2 separate regions of the Homo sapiens genome follow, and region 1 is linked to region 2. The links are chromatin loops, found by intact Hi-C in ENCODE. Cell type or tissue: heart left ventricle. All regions are shown on one strand.

Evidence for each region. Peaks named below come from ENCODE experiments on the same cell type or tissue, not always from the same donor. Only the 100,000 strongest peaks of a DNase experiment are listed, where the experiment ranks them.
Region 1: it touches region 2 in a loop (13-fold over the local background); 56 of 110 quality-filtered maps call a loop at or near these places.

What each region holds. Positions count from the first base shown.
Region 1 is chr11:4,824,188-4,829,187 of GRCh38, forward strand. The region is part of intron 2 of MMP26 (matrix metallopeptidase 26); the gene reads left to right. Among named protein-coding and RNA genes, the nearest start is that of OR51F2, 5.4 kb to the left of the region's middle. In heart left ventricle, a CTCF peak has its summit at 2,485 (motif pointing left); no DNase peak of the experiment used is centred here.
Region 2 is chr11:4,634,454-4,639,453 of GRCh38, forward strand. OR51D1 (olfactory receptor family 51 subfamily D member 1) reads left to right here and starts at 3,024. Exons shown (of 2, transcript NM_001004751.3): 1 at 3,024-3,300. In heart left ventricle, CTCF peaks have their summits at 2,620 (motif pointing right) and 2,824; a DNase peak (open chromatin) is centred at 2,618; H3K4me3 peaks cover 406 bases.

The DNA.
Region 1 (5,000 bases), 190 kb after region 2:
AAACAGGTTAAGGGATCATGACTTCCCATCATATGGCTGATGTCAGCCTGGTGCTGAGAAGTTCTCTATTGCAAATGTATGCTGGGTACATCCTAGAAGACTGTTCATTTAGCTCGTCTCCAGGAAGACTATCATATATTGCAACATATCAGTGTGGGTCCCATCACTCTGACAGCCATTCTAGCCTTTCTATCCTCTATAAAAATTATACACACTTATACGATTTTTAAGTACTGCCATGTGGTCTCAGAATTCCTTCATTCTCATTGTTAATAGGAAGCCCATTTCCACAGAAGCATCTTTCATTGTTATGTGTAGCCTACAGAGTACGGCAACTGCTGACCTTTGAAATGAACCAGACTTCCTCTTACAAATGCATTCTTTGTTGCCTCTGTGAAGACATTTCTCTTCCCTCATGGAGAAAATAATCATGTGGTAAATTCTCTTGTCCTATAGGATAAATCAATTCTAACATGTCAACTTCCCTGATATTTCTATAGTCCACATTTTACCAAGAATATTTGGCATCTCCACCTAATTTTCTGTGGTCATTATCATATCCAATCTTGAAACAACCGTCTCAGTAGTGCATTAGCACAGTTTCTGGGTATCCTTGATATAATATTGCACCTCTAATCATGGATCAATGCCTTCATGTCAATAAACTTTTCTCTGTTAATTAATATTCATACTACCACATACTTCCACTGCTGCCTGGATCTAACACCTTCAAGATCCACTCTACTCATTTGATTCCGGTTAGTCCAATTAAGTAGGTTCTGCAATGCCTTCAGTAAATAAGCTGTTTTCTCCAAAAATGTTAATAAAAATCCTCTTTTCAGGCTTTGCTGAGACCTGATTGGTTATTATTTTGGGTGCAATGAGAAATGATAGGGCAGTTCTTGTGGAGGAAAGGTATCAGTTGTGAGGCATCACACTCAGGTTTGGTTTGTGTAAGGTCTCCAGACAGTAATAAATGAATTATCTTTGAAAAGTAAGAAGGGATCTGTTTCTTCTGGCATAAAATATTCAAAAGTCTCAAGATTTGAAGACTTATTCACTCAAATGTCAACATTCCAGGAATGAGGATCTCATCATTTTCCCATTACTGTATTTCTAGTCTTTTTCAAGGTTTTTGACTTTATCACAGAAGATCTGTCAAACCTGAGCAGCCTGCCTTGTAGCTCTGCCACCTTTTTAGTGAAATCCTTTGCCTGATTTTTAGAGCTGTATAATCTATGTCTGAATGAGATAAAGGTTTCTGTCAGTGTTCCTACAGAGAACCTTTGATTTTCATGGCATACCCTGCATTGTGAGTTGGATGTCCCAATCTGATTAGCTCTTATTTCAAGATTTCTGAGGCAGATAATAAAATCAGCCCATTCCATAATCTTTAGATGTTTTAGGTAAAAATGGAAGACTAGATTCAGATCCATAGTTACTATATAAACTAATACCTTACCTTCCACCTGAACTTCATCCAGTCAATCACAAATGAGTGTGTTAGTAATTGTGATGCCATTGAATTTCAAGGATTATTGTCAGCCTTCTGACTGCTAGCAACCAGATTTTGTTATCAATTGAGCATGTTAATGATAATGTGCTTCCAGGGACCATGAATGAGGAACAACTGAAGTTAAAGAAGGAGAAAGAATAAGATGATAGAAAACACCTCATTGAGTTTGATGCTGCGTTAATCAGGGTTCAATCAAAAGACAGAAATCATACAATAATTTTAACAGGAAAAATTTAATTTAGAGAATTATTAACAAGGAGCTAAAATAGTGGAGAAATTAGCTTGTTAAAGAGAGTTATAAAGAATTCAGTAGAAACAGCTATAAGGGGCAACCATTACCCCAAGCACTGGGATAAAGCACCTAAGGAGGATTCCTTCCCTTGCACTAGGCTGGTGAACTCACAAAAGGGCCTTATCAGTGAGGTTTTCCATAAATCTGCCCTCTGATAGTTGCAGGAAAGGCCTTCCGTAAGAAGGTGCCAAGCCCCAGAACTCTCTAAGTGCAAGGGAAACTGCTGATTATTGGGCGTTGCTGTACCTGGGAGCTGGAAAGACTGTTCTTTCTAGGAGTATAATGCGTTTCCATGTGTGGCTGTACCTGGGGTGGCTCCAGCCCACCTTCTCTGGATAAGTTGAGTGACTACCTTGCTAGAAGACTAGTCCCATGGGGCCCCTGATGTGCACACAGATATTCAGGGCTAAGGAGAAGATATAGAAGAAGCTATCTCAGCTTCAGTGCTGGCCTATTATGCCTATGGTTCCAGGTTATGCCATTGTTGTTTCAGTGGAGAGCTGGAGAACAAGCTCAGTGGTGAAATGCTGAAGAAAGCTATGCACTGCTGGAACTGAGCCCTGGAGGAACCACACAGAGCCAAGCAATAAAGAAAAATCATGATTTGTAGGAGTCTGGTTGGCAAACCACAATAAAACCAGGAAGAGAAAAACCTCTTCTTCTCCTTTCAGTGTGCCTCCACTACCCTCTACTGACAAATCTTAACATTGTACCAGCTAGCAAAACATTATAAGGCCCAACATCTTCATCACAGAGCAGGTAAAAAGGAATTTGGAGGTTGAGAAATGGCATATCAATAATAATCCAGATACCATTATGGGTGACTATTGCCTAATCCTACAGGGCCACCTCTGAAGCCTTATCAAATACGTCTCGGGATACTCAACCCAGGAAAATAAAAAGACAGAAACAGTTAATCCATTGGATCCTTTTTCCCATTGCTGAAAGTCTACCTCATGAATCCTTAATTTCCCCCTATTTCTGGGTTGTACATGCATGGATACCAAGTGAGTACATGTAGATATTTCATCATTCAGTGTCAGTCTTGGGGCAAGAAACAAGAGGTACATGGCACGCGCCTAGGTTGAGAGGTTTTCAGATTCTTCCTGCGAAAAGCCAGCCAATGACTAAATGAGTCTGATTGCTGTAACAGTGATTGGAAAATGAGGCTAAAAGATTTGCGGTGATGCACTAGAAGCAGCGAATTCACAGGGTCAACTGATGTTCTATCCTGGAGAGCTTGTAGGTTCACAGAAAATGCAGTCACCTCAGAATGAGGTATGAGCCATTTCTTCTGCTGTACTGAAAATCTATCCTTGATCTTTTTTGTTATTGTTTTTGGTGCAAGTTCTGTTATTTAATCCTGTAAAGTCAATTAAAATGATATGCTTACCAACTTGTTTCCTTTTTTTAAAAACTCCAAATAGAGAAGAAAAATGATCCTGAAAAAGGTATCCAGGGGCCAAGTCTTTTAGAAAGTATGGGGATAGCTCCAGGGCAATGGAGAAAGTGCTATGAGCACATAAAGTATACAGAAGTGGTCTCAGGAAGGCTGCTGAGAGAAAAATGCTTTTGCAGGGAATATTTATTATTTCTAAGTTTACACCCTTTTATGTTAAAATGGTGATATTAATAATAATATTGTTATTATTTATTGTTGTTAACAATAAATAAAAAGGAGAAGTAAGGGAAAGCAGAAATGGAGGAGGAAGAGCTAGGGTAGCAAGTCAAATCAGAGAAAAAAATAGAAGAAAGATAATAGATTTTATTTCATCTTTTTCCTAAAAATTACCTAAATTTAGCCTTTCCAAGATGAGAGTTCTAATTGTTTTTCTCCCTAAAAAAAAAAACACAACACAACAAAGACAAACTTGTAATTTTTATCATAGTTCTAGTTGCTTTTTTGACCTGGTGACCCTGTAGCCTTTTCTGGATCTGGAGACCAATTAATTTTCCACTCAAAATGATGTAGATACATGTCAGGAACTAATAGAAGGATGTGCCATAAGGCAAACATGAGCCATATAAATTCCATTATGATTGTGGACTGATGCTGGAAAAAATACATCAACATTAGAAACTTGCACTCCTTTTGGTAATACTCTAGTTAAAATATACATTTTTCTGAATGTGAAAAATCAAATTGAATTATGTCTCCTATCTGTGTATAAGAATAGGAATGTGAGGAAGCAGTGCTCCTCGTTTTTTGAAGCCATTGTAGACTGAAGAGGTGCTCTTCATTACCTGCTAAAAACTGCTCTAGGTTTAGGCTCAAGGTTTTCTGGAAGTTTACCTCTAAAAGTTTCTGAAAGCTTTTTATATTGATTATCCTACTCACTGACGATCCATAGTTGTCCTCTGAGCTATAAGCTCAATAAAAGCAATGCATCTATTTTGGTCATCTGTGTTTCTCAGTAGCTGGACACAATGCATTGTTCATAATAGGTCATCAAGAAATACACATCAAATAAATGAATGATGATGGCAATAGATATGCTGTTTGTGGTAGGTAACATAAGAATTGATGGGGAAAGGAATAAAATTTACTTGTACTATCTATTTTAGAAAGCGGGGGGAGATTTTTTATTATCAGAAAAGGTATTTTCCTAATGGGTGGAGGTTTGAATAAAGATTAAAGTTTGAATGAACACAACCGTTTAGGGTTATCTTCTCTAATTAGGATAATCTAACTAGGTCTGCAATGCTCTCTTGGTTCGACACTTATGTGCTTCTTTTCTAGGCCTTAATTATATTTTCATGACAGCTGCAATTTGCCAGAGCAATAAGTTGAGAAACTAGGCTGGATATTTTGGGCTAGAATTAGAGTAGGCCTTCATGGTTATTTTGTTCTGGTCCAGTAATAATAAAGAGGACCATTTCAAAGGATATTCTGTATCGCTTTTGTCTGTCATCCTCAGCAAGCAGCTCTAAATATATTCAGGGCCTAACAAATCTGGTTTCAGTCACCCATCTGCCCGGGAGTTTCAGTGCTGCCTCTACCCAAGTCCAGTGAAGCCTTGAGTCTAGGGGACCTAAGGCTTTAGGAAAATAATACAGTGTTTAACTAGGACTGACATTTTCCTGAAGGCAGAATATTAGGTATCATAATCCTGACTGTATTTCTACTGGCATGATCTTGCAGTAAAAGGCTACTAAATACCAAAAAAATTCTGACCTTAAGTAGGGTTTACA
Region 2 (5,000 bases):
AGGTTGTAGGGATTTGTGTGTGACACACATATCATTATCTCGTAACAAAAAACAATGGCATTGGTCATCTAAAAATGAAATTTGGATACTAAAGAAACAAGAAAACATCTTACAGGAAAGACCTTCTTATAGAAATAGCACCTAAAACAGAATCTAAATAAATGTTAGTTTTTAGAGGAGGGAAACAAAGAGGTTGACCATTCCAGATAAAACAAGCATTTGAGCAAATGCTTAGAAGAAGGTGTACAGATAGAGAACTTTATTTAAGGAACTAGAAAGATGCCAATGCAGGGCCGTATTGAGGGAGAGTTGAGGTGTCATGAGATGGGGCTGTCGAATTAGGCAAGTTCATATCTTTTAGGACCTCCTAAGCCATGAGTATATGTTTGGCCAAAGCTCTCCGTTATCCATTGGACCTTTAGCATTCCATTTACATTGAGTGATTTTTCCTCCCTTCTTTCCTTCAAAAAATATTGAAATATAAGTAGAGGGAAAACTATTATTTTTAAAGTCATACTTTGGGTCACCTTAATAAGATCTATTCTTAATACTGTAAAAAGAGAAAAAAAAATGAATGCTTGAAAAGTGCCTGTGGAAATTACGCCAACTAGGTACATAATGTTATTAATATTAATAATAATTTAAGCGGCCTGCCCATTAAACATGCCTCAGTTGAAGTCATAGAGTTGTGAGGTATGAGTGCAGATCAACAAGACCAATAATTTCTGCCTTAAGAGTGGATAGAAGAGGACTCTGTTCACGTTTCCTTTTATACATACACATTAGTGTCCACCCTCCCTACAAAGATACGAAGATATGTTCATAAGTATGAAAAATAATATCACAACGTTAAATGCTATCAGTAAAACAAAGAGAAAAAGGGTAAAGAGGTCCCGCCAAGATTAGGGGTCAAGAAAAGTCTTTCTAAGCAAGGGTGTTTAAACAGAAAAGGCTAAGAATTAAAACTGGGAATAGGATGAGTGTTTTTACCAGGGGAAAAATATATGTGAAGGCTGAAGGGTGAGAGAGAGCATGGCACATTGAAGATGTGGAAATATTTCGGGTCCAATAGGACTTATGTATGCAAAAAGGGAGGTAAAATGGTTGGAGATGGAGATGGAGAGTTGCACTGAGATGGCTTATGGAGTTCCTATGAGTTGGGTTCAGGAGTGTGTTCATTCTACAGGCAATGGGGAATTCAACTGTTCATTCTAAAGGCAATGGAGAATTGCCATGAACTGATATGTGTTTGGAAGATCACACTGGCCACAGCATAGACAACAGATTGGTAGGGAAGTTCTTCTGTGAGTCTGACCAGTGAACAAGTTATTCTGATGATCTAGGCAAAAGACTGTCTTGGCTTGGAATGAAGAAAAGGCAAAAAAGATGGAGAAAGATAATCAGACTCACAAAATAGATATCTAGTAGATAAAATGAACAGAACTTGGTGACTGATTGGATGTGGTTGGAGAGGAAGGTGAGAGAGAGATGGGGAGAAGGCAGGGATGATGATTTCTAAATTTTTGACATGGCCAACAGAGTGATTTATATGACAGGGAACATAAAACAGACAGGGAGCGGGGTCCGGATTGAAGAGCAGAGATGATGAGCTTAGTTGATAATGAAATCAATGAGCTTAGAAATGATGAGTTAGGTGTTGAGTTTGAGGTGCCTGAAGGACACCTATGTCCAATAGACTTTACCATATTTGGAGTTTAGGAGATTGGTCTGGCCTGCTTGGGTGATGAAAGCTACTGGACAAAGTAAGATTACTCATAGTTACTATATAGAGGGGGAAGACAGATTATCTTCCTGGGCCATAGCTACCAGTAATGTGAGGAGTAAAGGACAAGGAGTCTCTCTGCCAACTCCATCCTGTTGACATTTAGTCTCTTCTAGTTCCAAAATACACATTTTAAAATCTCTGTGGAGCTATAAATCCTCCCAATATTGTCCATTTCACTCCTCTGTTCACGTACAAATATCTTAAAAGGGTTGTCTACATCGACTCTCTTCATCTCTTCCTAACACACTCCTCACACTGCTTCACTCAAGATTCCATCCCCCACCCTGTTATCCAGGTAGCCAGTGACCTTTGATTTCAGTCTTTTCACTGCTTGATCTCTCGGCAGCTTTCTGAACTGCTGACCAATCTTCCTTGTCAATATATTTTTTCCTGTCTCTTTTGTGGCACTGTCTACTGGATTTCCTACGTCCTTGGCTCTTCCATTTGTTTTGACTAGTAATAATGAACACAAACATTCACTGGAGACTTGCTAGTATCTCATTTCGTTTTTCACATTAAATGCTTTCACACTAAATGCTTATAGTAGTCATACTATTAATAAATGGGCGGACCCAAGTCTGTTTCCTTCTAGAGCCCCATGTTCAAACAAACATGCCACACGGTCTCATTTCTGGAGGGACAGGACATCTATGATTAGCGACCCAAGGAAGAAAGGGTGGGCTTGAGAGGGTGAGAGGGAGAGCTAAGGGGCAGCGCAGAGTAGTGGAAAGAGCTCAGATGCTAGAGTCAGTTGGGTCCTTGGTTCTTAAAGGCATCATCCTCAGAGCCATTGCTCAGGGACGGCCACGAGGCTGAAGATCCCCTGTGCGACCACAAGGTGGCAGCATGAAGAAGCGAGAGTCCCTGACACAGCTTCGATCCCCTTGGGTAGTTAGTGTGTTCGGAGCGCTGGTATCCCTGCGTGCTTTCTGCTGAGTGCCCACCCCTCCATTCCAGCAGGTCCTCTCTTCCAGCCCCGTTATTCCTCTTCTCCTTTCCACCCCGCGACACAGCCTCCCTCTAGTCTCTTGAGCTGGGCTCAGAGGGATAGTGATAGAGCTCAGTCCCTTTGGGTAGGAGTCAGGGCTCAGCTTTCCTTGGGCGTCTGAGCAGAGCGTCAGTGCCAGGGAGACCCGACTCGTTCACTCTCCATCACTCTACACACTCCTGAGGGGCCCCAGAGAAGCTATAATTGGGCGGCCTCCATGCGCTGGGGAAGCACTGGTGGTGAGTGTAGCAGGCTCAGCCCAGGGAGGTTAGGCAACGGGAGGGTCCGCAGAGACAGGCACAGAAGGCTCATTGCATAAGGAAGCCGGGACTTGATCAGTCAGCTTGGCTGCTTGGAGAGGTCTTCTAGTGTACACCTTTTCCAGATCACAGTAGCCCGGTTCCTGGACCTTGTTCCTACACAGAGGAATTTCTTCAAGCCTGTGAGACCCGTTCCAAGCTTTGCCTATCCTTTGTCCCAGGACAGGACTCCTCAGTTCCTGCCTCCTACTCTTCACTTAAGCAAGGCAAGGGGAATTACTTTACCAGGAAAAAAATGTGTGTGAGTGTGTACGTGTGTGTGTATGTGCACGTGTGTGTTGTGGTGGTGCTGGTGGTGATTGGTGATGAAGAAGGAAACTGAAGCTGGGCTGGAAAGTTGAGTTAGAGGAACACTGTGAAGGGCCTTGTCTGCATACTGTGGAGTTACTAGTTCTCACTTTATCTGGAAAGCTATGGGAATCACTCCTAACTTGCTCAGCAGGAGCCCCAGGTGTCCAGTTTTGCTGTTTAGATGGCAGTGGTGTGGAAGGTGGTTTGGAATAGACTAGGTTTGGAGGCAGGGAGGTAAGTTGGAAGGCTCTTTTTATAATCAGGGCAGAGTGGATAATATAATTAAGTTGGGAGGAGGTGTATTAAGAGGAACGGCCCCAATAATTAATTGGAAAAGTTGAATTGCATGTGGGGGTGAAAGAGGAGACGGGTCAAGATGAGACCAGCTGCCCTGACTTGGGTGATGTGGGTTCTGAGCAGTGGCATTCTCTGAGATCAGGAACAGGTTTGGAAGGGGTCCCTGTTAGAGGCAAGATGAGTGGGAGGCCCATAGGCTATCCAGGTAGAACTATCAAGGAGGCGGTAGGTTATATGGCTGAATCTCAGGACACAGGCTTAGAACAGTGTGGTCTGTAGAGAGAAAGAAGTTGAGCCTGGGACGTTGTGTGATCACCAGGGAGAGTAGGTGGAGGGAGAGGTGTGTGTGCCTGTGAACACTGTGGAGTAACAGCAGCAGCACTGGCTGATTTTCTGTTCATGTCTCAGCTGCATCTGATTTCCATGACATGCTCCTCTTGCTGAGCGCAACCTGGGACTGACTCTCACCTGGGGCTTGAGAGATCTTGATGGCAGATGCTGCTTATTGTTCGTTTGGGAGCTGGAAATGGAAATGATAGTCCCTCTTCATTCACCTCCCTGCCCCCAAGAACACCAGAACAACTTTCCCCAAAGTTCTCTGATTTAAAGCACAAATTTCCTAGGGGAAAGGGGCTTATCGTTTTTTGTTTGTTTATTTGTTTTGTTTTGTTTTTGAGTTGGTGTCTCGCTGTGTCACCCAGGCTGGAATGCAGTGGGGGTGATCTCGTCTCACTGCAGCCTCTGCCGCCCAGGTTCAAATGATTCTCCTGCCTCAGCCTCCTGAGTAGCTGGGATTACAGGTGCGCTCCACCAAGCCTGGCTAACTTTTGCATTTTTAATAGAGGCAGGGTTTCACCATGTTGGCCTGGCTGGTCTCGAACCCCTGACCTTGCGATCTGCCCACCTCGGCCTCCCAAAGTGCTGGGATTACAGGCGTGAGCCACTGTACCTGGCGGGGCTTATTGTTTTTTAAAAAGATTTCCAAAACCTTGCCCTGGCAATTCTGATTTTCTGGGCCTGGAGCAGGACCTGGAGGGATGGTGTTGTCAATTACTTTAGATGTTTCTATCAGGAAAGTTTGAGAAATGGTATTCAGGCCTAAACACAAACCTCTCTTGAAATCTCATCCCAGACTGAGCCCCTGCTCCCTATCTTAAATTAGATTATAGTAGGTCTTAAAGTCAGCTGTAGACTGAGCCTCTAAATCTGAACCCAGACCCACCCTAACCCCAGGATACATCAGAAGAGCTGGTCAATGTGGACCATTCTGAGCAATCCTGCAAGTCTACTCTGATGGGAAAAGGCTAAGAGCAGTGCC